2 separate regions of the Homo sapiens genome follow, and region 1 is linked to region 2. Evidence: chromatin contacts called from ENCODE Hi-C or POLR2A ChIA-PET data. All regions are on one chromosome and are shown on one strand. The core of a region is the stretch at or near the end of the contact, and the rest is flanking DNA. Distances in the headings are between cores, read along the strand shown.

The links. A loop is a pair of places that touch in the nucleus more often than their neighbours do. ChIA-PET counts read pairs that join two places held with the same protein, here RNA polymerase II (POLR2A). Pooled maps may share reads with other maps.
Region 1: a loop to region 2 is called in a map of cardiac septum, with 2.7 times the contacts of the local background. The contact joins two enhancer-like sites. A Hi-C loop is called at or near these places in 2 of 168 maps with a recorded cell type or tissue (cardiac septum and naive thymus-derived CD4-positive, alpha-beta T cell) and 2 of 50 pooled maps. POLR2A ChIA-PET finds 5 or more read pairs at or near these places in 4 of 52 experiments (HCT116, MCF 10A, OCI-LY7 and 1 more).

Annotation. Positions count from the first base shown.
Region 1 is chr2:224,193,440-224,199,389 of GRCh38, forward strand. No RefSeq gene overlaps it. Among named protein-coding and RNA genes, the nearest start is that of SERPINE2, 160 kb to the left of the region's middle. Within about 2 kb of position 2,697, at least 2 of the 41 ENCODE cell types and tissues checked have a DNase peak (open chromatin) inside an H3K27ac peak, as active enhancers do.
Region 2 is chr2:224,070,371-224,077,135 of GRCh38, forward strand. No RefSeq gene overlaps it. Among named protein-coding and RNA genes, the nearest start is that of SERPINE2, 34 kb to the left of the region's middle. Within about 2 kb of position 2,206, at least 3 of the 41 ENCODE cell types and tissues checked have a DNase peak (open chromatin) inside an H3K27ac peak, as active enhancers do.

The DNA of each region.
Region 1 (5,950 bases), core at 1,447-3,946, 120 kb after region 2:
GCTGCTGTTAAAGACATACCCACGACTGGGCAATTTACAAAAGAAAGAAGTTTAATTGGGCTCACAGTTCCATATGGCTGGGGAAGCCTCACAATCATGGCAGAAGGGGAGGGGAAGCAAGTCATGTCTTACATGGATGACAGCAGGCAAAGAGAGAGCTTGTGCAGGGAAACTCTCATTTTTAAAATCATCAGATCTCATGAGACCCATTCACCATCATGAGAACAGCATGGGAAAGGCCTGCTCCCATGATCCAATCATCTCCCACTGGGTACCTTCCATAACACATGGAAATTATGGGAGTACAAGATGAGATTTGGGTGGGCACACAGAACTAAACCATATCAGGTATGTCTTTATCAACAGTGTGAAAATGGACTAATACAGCAGGTGGTAAATGGCTCTTGCACTCCTTTTTCACTTTCATGGCTCATATTCAACCCACAGAAAACTCACCAGGTGATTGCTTTTGTGCTAAAATGTTCCAGAAGTGTAGGCTGATCCTAGCATGGTGCCATTGAAGGGGAGTGCTATTCTTTTCTAAAGGCAGCCCTCTTCCTTGCTTCCTTTAGTTTTCCTGTAAGTAATACAGTTACTATCTTCTATATTTTCCAATGGCAAGAAATACACTTCAAGTTCTCTTCATGGCATTCTAGAAGCACCCCTCACTAGGCTTAAGGTGATGAAGGTAACATTCCTGTACCCTGTCTAGATTGGGGGTACTCAGCATAGCAACTACTCCTTCCAAAAAGCCACCCCACACAATATTCTCTTCTCATTTTCAGTTCTTCCTTGGAGGGTATATGGGACTTTAAAAGTCATGCAATCAGTTCTTGAAGAGTCCTACAATGTTGTCTGTCTTACTCTTTTTGCCTCATACTATGACTGGATGCCTCCCTGGGAGCATCTGATTCAATGTCCTGCCCACAGGGATGGATTGTGAAATCCAGTCCTGATAAAGAGCATAGTGAAGACTGGCAGAGACCTAGGGAGAAAGAAAGAAGTCACGCCAATGGCTCAGCAGTCACAATGTGGTCAAAGAATGGCCCCAGTGGGGCTATTTGAACAAGCACTAAGAAATGATACAGGGTGGGATTGAAAAGGTGTCTGCTGCTGACACAATCTGGTTTTGACTTTAAGAGCAGGTGGCTGAGGTAGAGTAGTGAAAAAAAGATCACTGATGTAGATGAAGATGAGTGTCTTGGCTGGATCTTCCAAGAGGATGTTGGAGATAAGAAGGAGTGACCTGGAGCTTGGTAGTTGACTCCCTGGTGAAGGGAAAAAGTGCTTAAGCAAGATTATTTGCATTTCAAAGGAAGAGGGGATTGAACAAGAAGGGACTGGGAACAAGCAGCTGGAAGTAGTAGCATTTGCAGGTAAGGAAGAGTTCCATCCTGCCTTCCTGCACTTGTGATATGTGGGGCTGGAAGAGATAAAAGGACATCAGCCTGAGGCAGCCACATTGGAAGCTGTGTCCTCAAAGGATACCCAGGCTTCATTTACAGGCAAGAAGCCAGAGGGAATCTTTGGGGAAGAGATTAGGATTAGAAGGAGCTGGCTGATCAGCATATTGGTTTAGACAAAAGGGTTTGGGAGCGGAGAAGAAAGAGAAGGGTCAGGAAGTAATGGAAGACAAGGGAGACACAGTAGGTACTTGAGTCCTACAAGGTTCTTTGTGGCTGGAAATTGATGCCTATGGTCAAAGCATGGGGCTCAACTTCCTCACGGTCAACTGATACCAGCTGCTCCACTGGGTCTAGCAAGCAAGTCACCTGGTTTTTCAAACCCTAATCTGACTATGTCATATATGCTACTTCCCCTAGCTTGAAGTCATAAAGACAGGACTGGTTAGTGTGATTTAGAGGGTTCTACACAGTCATCTCCATGCCTGCTATTCCACACCACCCTTTCTGGCCATCTTCTATCCCTTAAACTTTCATCCCTCTCATGTTCTGTCTGTTGCTGCAGGGCCTTTGCATATGCTGTTTGTCTGGCTGGAATACTACCCCCTCCACTTATCATTTAGTTAAACACTATTCAGCTTATCTGAAAGCTCAGCTCAAATTTCTCTTACTCCAAGCTGACTCACCTGCCCTCACTGACTGGTCAAATCCCCTTTATACAGTTGGTCATTTAGTGTCTTTTTAACACTTATCACAGTTACAACTATATGTTGTTTAAGGGATTGTTTGATTAATATTTCTCTCTTCCAAAAGACTGTAAGTACCATGAGGGCAGGAACCATGTGTCTTCTTTATACTAACTCTATTCCCCAGAGCATAGCACAATGTCTGGCATCTAGTCCTGCTTTTGGTGAATATTTACTTGCCGAAAGGATGAAGAATGGTTTTCACTGGCTGGCATTGGGGGGCTGGTGTGCAACTGGCCCCTGAAAGACCCAGCTGGTGAGCTCAGAATCACAGCACTGGTGCCTCCCAGGTCCTCTATTGGCAATGGATGTCCCGGCAGAAATGGGAGCTGAGCTCTAAAAACTCCAATGTCTCTTGAATTGCATTTACTTATTTTTTTAAAAAAAGATTTTTCTGAGGCTATTTTAGCAGTTGATTTTTGTAGTTTGGCTATGATTCAGTAATTTCCCTGAAAGACAGGGGCCCTGGACTGTTTCCCTGAAAAGAGGCAATCTCATCCCTCTTGGATAAGAGCACATTGTCTGTTCACAAGGGACCTTCAGAGCTCTGCTTCTTGGGGGAGAGCCCAGGAGATGCAGCAGCTGCAGACTCAGTATTCCCAGGGGGTCAAAGGTCAAAAGGTCAAGGGTGTCTTTCTGCAGGATACCCCAATCAACGAAGTCTAGCCAAAGAACTGTTTGCCTCCCAGTTCCTAAATTCAACTTCCTGCCCTAGGCTATGGGCACTGCCATTCTGAAGTTTCACTGTATTATGATTTGTAATATGAATAAACATGAGTTTTGATGTTGACTTGGGAGAAGGGCTCTCCTAGCTTAATGACCAGTGAGTGGTTTTGTGTTTGTTTTTTTTTTTTTTTTAATGTGCTGTTCAATCTCCAAAGGACCAATTGACTTGGAGAAACAGAATCCAAAAGTAGTTTGTTCTTTTACTGGGAACGTAAGTTCCCCATAAGCAGGACTCTTGTCATTTCCAGCCCTCTGTGTTGAATACACATAAATATGACACGAACAAATACCATATACTTCCCTCGTTGGGTCACTTTCAGCTCTTCCATCCAAATAACTGGACTCCAAAGTGGTACAAAACAATCATGAAAAGTGAATTTACTCACAGGAAAAAAAGTGAGCCATTTCTTGTCTGAATTATCATGTGGCCAGCAGGACCTCCAGAGAAGAGGCAGCACCGAAAAGGAAATATGGTACATGATATGGAGAAGGGCGGCTTCCAGGAAGAGCCATTTTCTTTGTAAGAGATGGAGTTCTGGCAGAGACAGGCATTCTGATCTTCATAAAGCCATGCCACAGAGTCATGGATTCTGAGACAAATACATGTTTACTAGTTGCCACCCCAGGGGTCATCTGTCAAAAGGCCAGATGAATCATCAAAAGCGTCAGATGAATTAATTGTGAAAAATAGAGTAGATAAAGTGAATCACACACAGAACTACTGAGTTGCAAAACTCTCAGTTTACTTAGAGAAGACCTTTCACTTATTCATTCACTGTTTTGTTTGTTTATTCAATGATAATTCATTGAGTACCTAAAATTGTGTTGAACCCTATGCTGGGGCTACAAGACAAATTAGGTAGACCGTTTCCATTTCTTCATATTTGCTCTTCCCAGCCATTTCAGATTTGTTTACATTATTGATGGATTCAAGGATAACATTAATAAATTTTCTAATTTATTCTAAGAGCAGCCAAGGTTAATTAAAGAAAAAAGTCATGAAAGAGAAAGAGGGAATCCTGGATGGCTGCTTGGCTCTTTAAACCTCAGTTTTCTTATCTGTGAAATATGGGGATCCATTACATGACATTACATAAAGTCTGTTCTGTTTTATAAACATACAGTGAAACCAACATTTTCTTAGAGATCTGATTGGACACTGATCCAGTCTTTACTGTTTTGTAATAAATTACCTTAAAACGTAGTGAGTTAAAACAACCTCCATTTTATTATATCTCATACCTTTTATCAATGGAGAATTCAGCCGAGACTTACAGGGGTGTATGGCCTATTCCACGTGGTGTCTAAGTTCACTGTGACATATTCAACTGACAGATGGGCTGGTCTGGAAGTACCGAGATAAAATCCCATGTTCAGAGGCTTGTTTGGGACGCCTGGGACACTGGGCTCAGCTGAACGGTCATTGTGGTATCTAGAGGTGGCTTTTCCAGCATGACAATCTCAGGGTAGCTGGAGTTCTTACACAGTAGGTAGCTCAGAGCTCCCAGAGTGTTCCAGGAGAATTAGGCAAGAGATGCAAGATTTCTTTTGAACTAGCCTTCAAATTCCCAGAACACCACTTCTGCCACATTCCATTGGTCAAACCAGCCCAGATTCAAGGGAAGGGGAGAAATAGACTCAACCTCACAATGGAAGAATTGCATGGGCCACAAGGAAGAAAGTCATTGATGGCAGCCAGCTTGGAGGTAAGCTACCATAGTCACCAGGAGCGTTTAAATGCTACAGTGCCTGAGCCCTGGCAATTAAAAATATAAGTCTCTCTGTGATCTTTGATTTCTCCTTCTCTTCCTATAAGCTAAATCATGGAAAGTTCGGTAAAATACCTCGTGATTACAAGTGATTCCTGAGCATGGATGGAATCTGATATGAAAATACTTAGATGCGCTTTACATTGATGAGAAAGATCTGGGAAAATTTTAAAAAGTGCAGAAGGCACGTAAGACATTAGGTCTCTTAGCGGTTGCATGGATCAGCTCACAGCCCCTTCTCTCCATTTTGAAACCTCTAGTGAAAGGGATTTCTCTCCTAGACCCTGTCCTTGTACTTCCCATGGTGTTTATCAGGTGTCTGAGGATACATGTCGCTTTTCAATCACAGATTTCCAAAAACCTGAAGCTTTGATTCCTCTGCTTCTCCCACAAGGCATTAACAGGTTCTCAATCACTCTCTGCTTAATACACACAATCACTGTGATGGGGTTCACAGGAGGCTGGGAATAACATAAAGAGTAGTTTGAGATCAACCCCTGCTTTCAGAAAAAGGTGATTTCATTATCTGTGTTGGCTAATGTTCAACAGCTCACCGATGCTCACTAATAGGCAATAAAAGTGAAAACATCCACTGGGGGTTTGATGTCTGGTCTATGTCTTGGTAAATTAAATAGTGCACACTTTGTGGCAAGAGGCAGAAAAGATTTGTACGCTAAGTTTTCACGAGGAGACAATCTTTTTACCCATGAACTCGCTGTCTCTGTACACGCACACTTTTGGTCCAGGCTTTTCCTTTGAAAGATAATCTTTGCACAGTGTTGTAAAATGTAAAATAGAGGTTCCTCTTCAAAGACTTTCCTCCCCCATCTAATTAGGAATAAATAATAACTTCTCTTAAAAGCAAAATTTATTCAAAGACCTGTGCTAACATTCTTAAATCTCTGCTAGCCATAATAAAGAAATCAATGTACTTTATGTCCTTAGCTCCCACAATTTAGCCTAAATATTTGCCCTGGCGTGCTTATACTGGTCCAAGCAAGCATTCGGTTATAGCCTGTTTCTCTTCCTTATTGAAAAGCGTTTTTATCTTTCTCAGCATTCCACAAGTTACTTCCTCCTTCCTTTGTTCTCCTCTACCTTTGCCTCTTTTAAAAAGTTCTAAGTTGCTAGCCAATCAGGATGAATACAGAATGTGAGGTCCCGTTCCAGCCAATGGAAACCGGACACAGCAGTAAGGTAGACCCGTCAGGTTATAAATGACCCTATCTCCTTTGCTCGCTGTACTCTCGTGGCAAAACTGCTGGTGAGTGTACACTTTCTGCAGGAAGTAAAAATGGCTTACTAA
Region 2 (6,765 bases), core at 956-3,455:
ATTGTGCTAAGAAATTCATTGTATCTAATTTGCTCATTAACAATAGCCCTTTGAGTCCCACATTATTGTCATTTTATAGATGCAGAAACAGAAGCTTAGAAAATAGAAGCATCTTGCTTAAGCGTTCACAGATTCGTAGTTTATGGAACAGTGTCATAAAAACTACCACAAACTTGGTAGCTTAAAACAACAGAAAGCTGGGATGTGAACTAGCTCTATGAGACTTCAAAATCCATGCCCCTGAACACTATATTATAGCATCTTCCAATATTAAAACTCCAGTCTTAGGTTCCCTAGGAAACAGACTCTAAGAGACTGGTGGGTAGAAAGTTCTTTGGGGAGTGTGGCCAATATCAGTACCCACAGGGGAGTGGCAAAAGCAGGGTTGATCAGAGGGAGGAGTTGGACTGTGATACAGTCACAAAGACTTTGTCCCATTCCATGGGGAGCTCAGAAACTGGGATGGCCTTTCAGAGTTGTCATGTCTTGAGGCAAAGGGGCTGTTTGTTTTGTTTTGTTTTTTTGTTTTTGATACTGCCCAGGCTGGAGTGCAGTGGGGCAATCTTGGGTTACTGCAACCTCCACCTCCTGGGTTCAAGTGATTCTCATGCCTCAGCCTCCAGAGTGGCTGGGATTACAGGCATGCGCCATCATGCCCAGCTAATTTTTACATTTTTAGTAGATACGGGGTTTCACCATGTTGGCCAGACTGGTCTCAAACTCCTGGCCTTAGTGATCTGCCTGCCTTGGCCTCCTAAAGTGCTGGGATTACAGTCATGAGCCACCTCGCCCAGCTTAGAGGAGCTGGTTCTTTATACCTTCCTAGGATGAAGCAGTCACTGGACATGCACTGCAAGTGAAAAGACAGCATTCTCTGGTGTGGGGTTGCTCTACTTAACATAGGACAATTTCTGGAGGGCAACCGAACTGAAAGTCTTCAGCTACCACCACTCCAAGCAATTAGGTGAATGGGTGACCACCCTGAGAGGGAGGATCTGGGTGCTGCATTAAAACATGCTTTCCAGTCCACCCCCTGTGCTGCTGGGATCCGATTTTTTTCATGTAACAAGTCGTGGAAACAACTCCCTCAGAATTCTGGTTGATCTCTTTCCCTGAGAAAACCTACAAGAAAAAGGTGAATGGGATGAGTGACAGGCTTCATCACTATAGGTGGTCTTGAAGTCACACTTGATCTGCCATGCTAGGTGTATCTCACCCTCAGCTGTCTCTTCTGCTGGTTTAGGTGGTTCACTCAGTAAATGACCCAGACTCTCAACCCTGAGGGGTCTGAACACTGCTCAATATGCCCTTCTCAGGCTGTGGCTGCTGCATGTATCCGTTCACTGTCAAAATCGAGCAAGGAAGCGTGAAGAGACACGCTAGTGGGTCACCTGGGTGCCCAACATATTCTTCCTTCTTCCCACTGTGCAGCCTTACTCCCTCTTGAGGATCAGAATCAAGCACTCCTCCCAAGATGGGGAAAACCTGCTTTGCCTTCTTGTCTCTTGTCATGAGAAACCTGAAGTGCCTTGGTACAGCCTAGTAGCTTAAAGTTTAATGGGACTCTTGCTTTGCCTTTTGGTGCAGGTATTTCCACCCTGGGAACTAGGACCTTTTAATCCACAGAAACTAGACTTATGTACATAGCTGGGCACGAGGGTGGCCAGAGCCACTTCTCCTTCCACCCCTTGGTTCTGGATATGTGTATTCTGCATACTGGAGACCCAACATTGTAGAATCGTAACTGATTTAGAATATATGTTGAATCTTGGGGGAGGGGGCACATTTGCAGGGTATAATCTCCAAGTCAGCACCTTAATTGCACCTTCAAAAGTCCATGCTATTGCTCTATCAGGCCTCTAGCTTCTGAAAAGTGTGGTAAGTAATGGGACCCAGAGATACCGTAATAATGTTCTTTGGTCCAATGTGATGTTATATAGGACTCATGTCCTATAGCGACCAATATACTCACATTGTCACTATATGGCCAGTCTCCTCAAGGGATGATGTCATATCAGGGCAGTAACAACAAAGTTTTCAGTTGATCCTACAAGGAGCTTGGGAACAAGAATGGCCCTTCAGAGTTGTCATGATTTAAGGCAAGAGGGCTGGACTTTTATACCCATGTCCCAACAACCAGTTATTGGATGCTGGCTGTCCCAAGAAAGGCAAAAAACTGGGCAAGACAGCAACAAGTTCCTTAGCTGACACAGATGCCAAAGAGCAACTCAGCTGATAGCTTTCAGCCCCCAGATGTCCCAGCAGCTGGGAGGACTCTGGCTGCATAGCATCCACTAGGGCTCATTTATCTTCTTTGAAGGAACTATGTTTGTCTTTTCTTCTTTCCTCTCTGGAGAAATGGATTGGCCCTGAAAAGTCCTTATTTCAGGGCAGTTAGCCGATTGCTGATGGTTTTAGCAGGAATTGTTTCAATGATGTTGGAAAGAGGAAGAAATCCAGACAGTTAAGAAATAACTGAGAGATAAGGTGGCTTGGCGAGTCTAAACCTCTCATGCAAGAAGCTTTGTTGGGAAGAAGAGGGATTACATACAGGGAGAATGATGTAGAATGCCCCTTGTTCCCCAGTGGGTGTGCTTCCAAAATAGATGGCTGGGGCTATGAGGAAAATTTAGAACATTTTTTTTTTTCCTGCTGAAGCTAATGAGTCCCCAGGGGAGCTGAGTTTGTAGCTACAGCTTCATTAGTATCATCCCAGCTGAACTGACAGGCTGGAGAGTACCCAGGCTTCAGGCAAGCATCAGCAGTCAAATCCAAGATCAGCGGACGGGTAAAGTTATTTACTACATCAGGCAGACAGGGTGGGTGTCTGTCCATGTTATCTACAAAATGCTACATCATAGTATGTGAGGTCTGGCATGAGGGGATCTGAGTGTAGTCAGCTGAAATTTTGAGAAACCTTTCCTATTTATGTCCCAAAGGAACAACAAAATATTTAAATAGAGATGAGCATCGTGGGCCCTCGGACATTTTAATGGGACAGATCTGAAGAAGGGCAATGGATTTGGATGTGGTCAGGACTTTCCATGTCATCAAATCAGCAGGCCCAATGCAACAGTACTTTCTGAACATCATTTTTCAGTTACACGTCAGTTTGTCTGTAAAATAAGGAGAACTGAGCTCATTGTGCTGTAAATATAACTGATGAGGGCAAGTGGAATTCTCTTCAACTCAGAAACTATTTGAATAATTTCCCAAATCCTATGTTTTGTTGCATATATATATTTTTTCTTCCAGGAAGATGGGTCCTCAAATCAGGAAGGAGTCAAGACTCCTTGAGCAGGGTAAGTAGTGAAAACCTAAGCAACCTTCATCCAACCCAAAACTCAGGGCCTCCATCCCCTGGACAGCCCATGTCCCTCAGGACAGACTGGGGGCTCAGATGTTTCTCATAGACAAGGAAGGAATCTTTGGATTGGCCACTCCTGGATTCCCTGGCTCGGAACACACATTCAGGTGAATCAGCCATACAGCATCATTCTAAGGCCATGCTCAAGTCATTGCCATCAGGTGAGTTTACCATACATTCCAACCCAGCATAACTTTGCATGGCTCTCACATTCTTATCATGCCATTTTTCGGCAATTTTCCTTGGGCCAGGTATGCTGAGGAGCATTGCAGCCAGGTGCCAGCAGCAGCAATACAATCTACAACTACAAAAAGAACAACAAACACAATAATGACGAAGCTCATCCAAGCACTAGGGAGTAGATCTTGGATGCGCCATGGCAGGCCTGTGGAGGAGGAGGGGGCAGCTCTCTGCAGGCCTGAAATTCTGTTTTGTTCTCAAGAAAGGCCATCTTCTGTGGCCAGTTGGCAAAGAAGTTTGCTGCACACCATCAACGGGTGGATGGTGAGATGTTTAGTGGGTGCAAGAAACATGGCCATTTAGCAAGACACAGGAAGTTGTATGTATTAGTTTGTTCTCATGCTGATAATAAAGACATACCCAAGACTGGGTAATTTATAAAGAAAAAAGGTTTAACTGACTCACAGTTCCACATGGCTGGGGAGGCCTCACAATTATGGCAGAAGGCAAGGAGGAGTAAAGGCACGTCTTACGTGGCAGCAGACAAGAGTGAGCTTGTGCACGGGAACTCCCATTTATAAAACCATCAGGACTTGTGAGACTTACTACCATGAGAACAGTATCAGGAAAACAACCCCCATGATTCAATTATCTCCAACTGGCCCCACCCTTGATGTGTGAGGATTATTACAATTTAAGGTGAGATTTGGGTGGGGACACAGCCAAACCATATCATTATGTCTTTCTGAGAGAACACCACCCCTGGTCTGATGCCTGGTTTATTGTCCAAATGGATTTTTCCCCTTCTGTGACACGTGGCAGAAGGCCAGAGCAAGATACCAGGACACTGCAATGTTCCACAATGAGAGGATGATCGGCCCCCTGCACAAGGGGACTCACCATCCCAGAGTGCGAGTAGGGTACAAAATAGGTGTGACCTATATCACCTGTTTTAGGCCCTTCCCCCATGGGGTGAGAAAACTGAACTGGTAGGGGCTGGTTTGCTATTTCTGGGGCTACTTAATGATGTGGTCCCTGGTGGGCAGGTCATGTGGTAAGGGCAACAGCAGGTTGCCTTGAGCCCCAGGCTGGGGCAAAGGTGTGTCAGGAATTGGGCCCTGTCCTCCTGTATGAAGGGGGGAACCTGTAGAGTCCAGTGGTCTCTGTCAAAGACTGTCCTTCAGTTGTGACATAAAGTGACAGGGCCAAGCACCAAATGGAACTTGGTGCTCAAGGGGCTACCAGTCAATGTGCTCTTCTGTTGCAGGCATGCATGGCATCTGGCCACAGTCTGTGTCTGGGTATTCCCAGACCTCAGTCTCTGAAAAGCATCCTCCAGCCAACCTGCCATGGGGTTCTGAGTGTGCATCAGCATGAGGACACCCTCCACACCATCCTCCACTAGTTGCAAGACATGACATGCAGCAGAGTTGTTGCCCCATGACATTGTAATCCACCTTCAGCCCCCGGGACCAGAATCCTAAAGGCACAAGTTTTATGTCCTTGCCTTTGCCACATGCCCCACTCAGACCCCTCAGGATAACCGGCCACATCTAATTCAGGGATTGTCCCTGCACTAGAACCCACAAGGCTTGTGTTTGTTTCACTGCAGCTTTAGCTCATTCAAAAGCTGCATCCTCTCTCGTGGGCCCCTCCTAGCAGGCGCCTTTCTTGACTAAGTGGTATGGGGGCCTAAGGAATTGGGCCAGATGAGGAATAGAAGGAAGCCCTTACCCTAGAAGGCCTAGGAAGGTTTACTCTGCTTTGGTGCAGTGGGATGTGGATAAGCCTGCACCATATCCATAACCACACACAGAATGACTTTAGTCTCACCTGACCAGATGACATCCAAGTATTTGACTGACAAGCGTGGACCCTGGACTTTGTGCCAATTGCTCACCCTCTGTTGGCCGATTGAGGCAGCAGGGTTGGGGCATAGTTTGTAAACTGGAAAAGACTCTGAAGTTAGCATGGTATCATCAACGTAATGGAAACCACATACCCCCTCTGGGACAGTTTCCTAGGATAAGAGGGTAAAGGTCTATTCTCCTTCCCAGGTGAATGCATGTTGGCCTTGACTCTCTGCGGAAATGGGGATGCTGAAGAAGGCATTGGCTAAATCGATAACAAAATGGTATGTGCCCAGGGCCTCTCCTGTCCTCATCAGGAGGGAGGTGATATGGTTTGGATCTGTGTTCACATCAGAATTCATGTTGAAATGTAATCCCCATTGTTGGAGGTGGGGCCTGGTGGGAGGTGATTGGATTATGGGGGTGGATTTCTCATGAAGGGTTTAGTACCATCCCCTTGAAACTGTCCTCTGACAGTGAGTTCTCATGAGATCTGATTGTTTAAAAGTGTGTGGCACTTCCCTTCCTACTCCTCTTGCTCCTGCTCTGGCCATGTGATGTGCCTCCCGCTTCACCTTCCACCATATTGTAAGCTTCCTCAGTCCTCCCCAGAAGCTGAGCAGATGCCAGCACATTTCCTGCAAAGCCTGTAGAACTATGAGTCCATTAAACCTCTTTTCTTTATAAATTACCCCTTTTCAGGTATTTCTTTATGGCAATGCAAGAATGGCCTAATACAGGAGGTGATATTGGGAATAGCTGCATACATTGAGGGGACCATCTTATTTAATTCCTGGTCATCTACTTTCATTCTCCACGTCCCATCATGCTTCTACACAGGCCACATAGGGCTGCCGTATGGGCTGAGTGCTGGCCTTCTAATGCCTACCCAGGCTAGCTCCTTAACAGCCCTGTGATCTCATCATGCCCTGCGGCAGACGGTACTGCTTCAGAGCTACTACTCACCCTGGGACTGGCAACTGTCCTGGTGCCCATTTCTCATTCTCCCAATCACATGCTTCACACCCAATTCTCAGTCGGAATCCCCCAGCAGTTGTTTGGAGGGTCAGGCATGATAATATAGCCATTCCCAAAAGGTATTCTGGGATGGGAGCTGTGTATACTAAATACAGTTTTGGTGGCAGTCTCTCAACTTGTCACACTAGTCAACTTGCCTGACTTTCATGGCCCCCACCAATCTATTGCTGTTATAGACCCTTGGAACTGATAAACGTTAACATATGTGAGAGTACATTCGGTTCCAGTATCCACCAGGACAAGCACAGTCTATTTATTCTTAGGGGACCAATATGTAGTTAGTTCTACCTGTGGCCTCTGGTCCCCAGACACCTGGACACCATTTCTCTT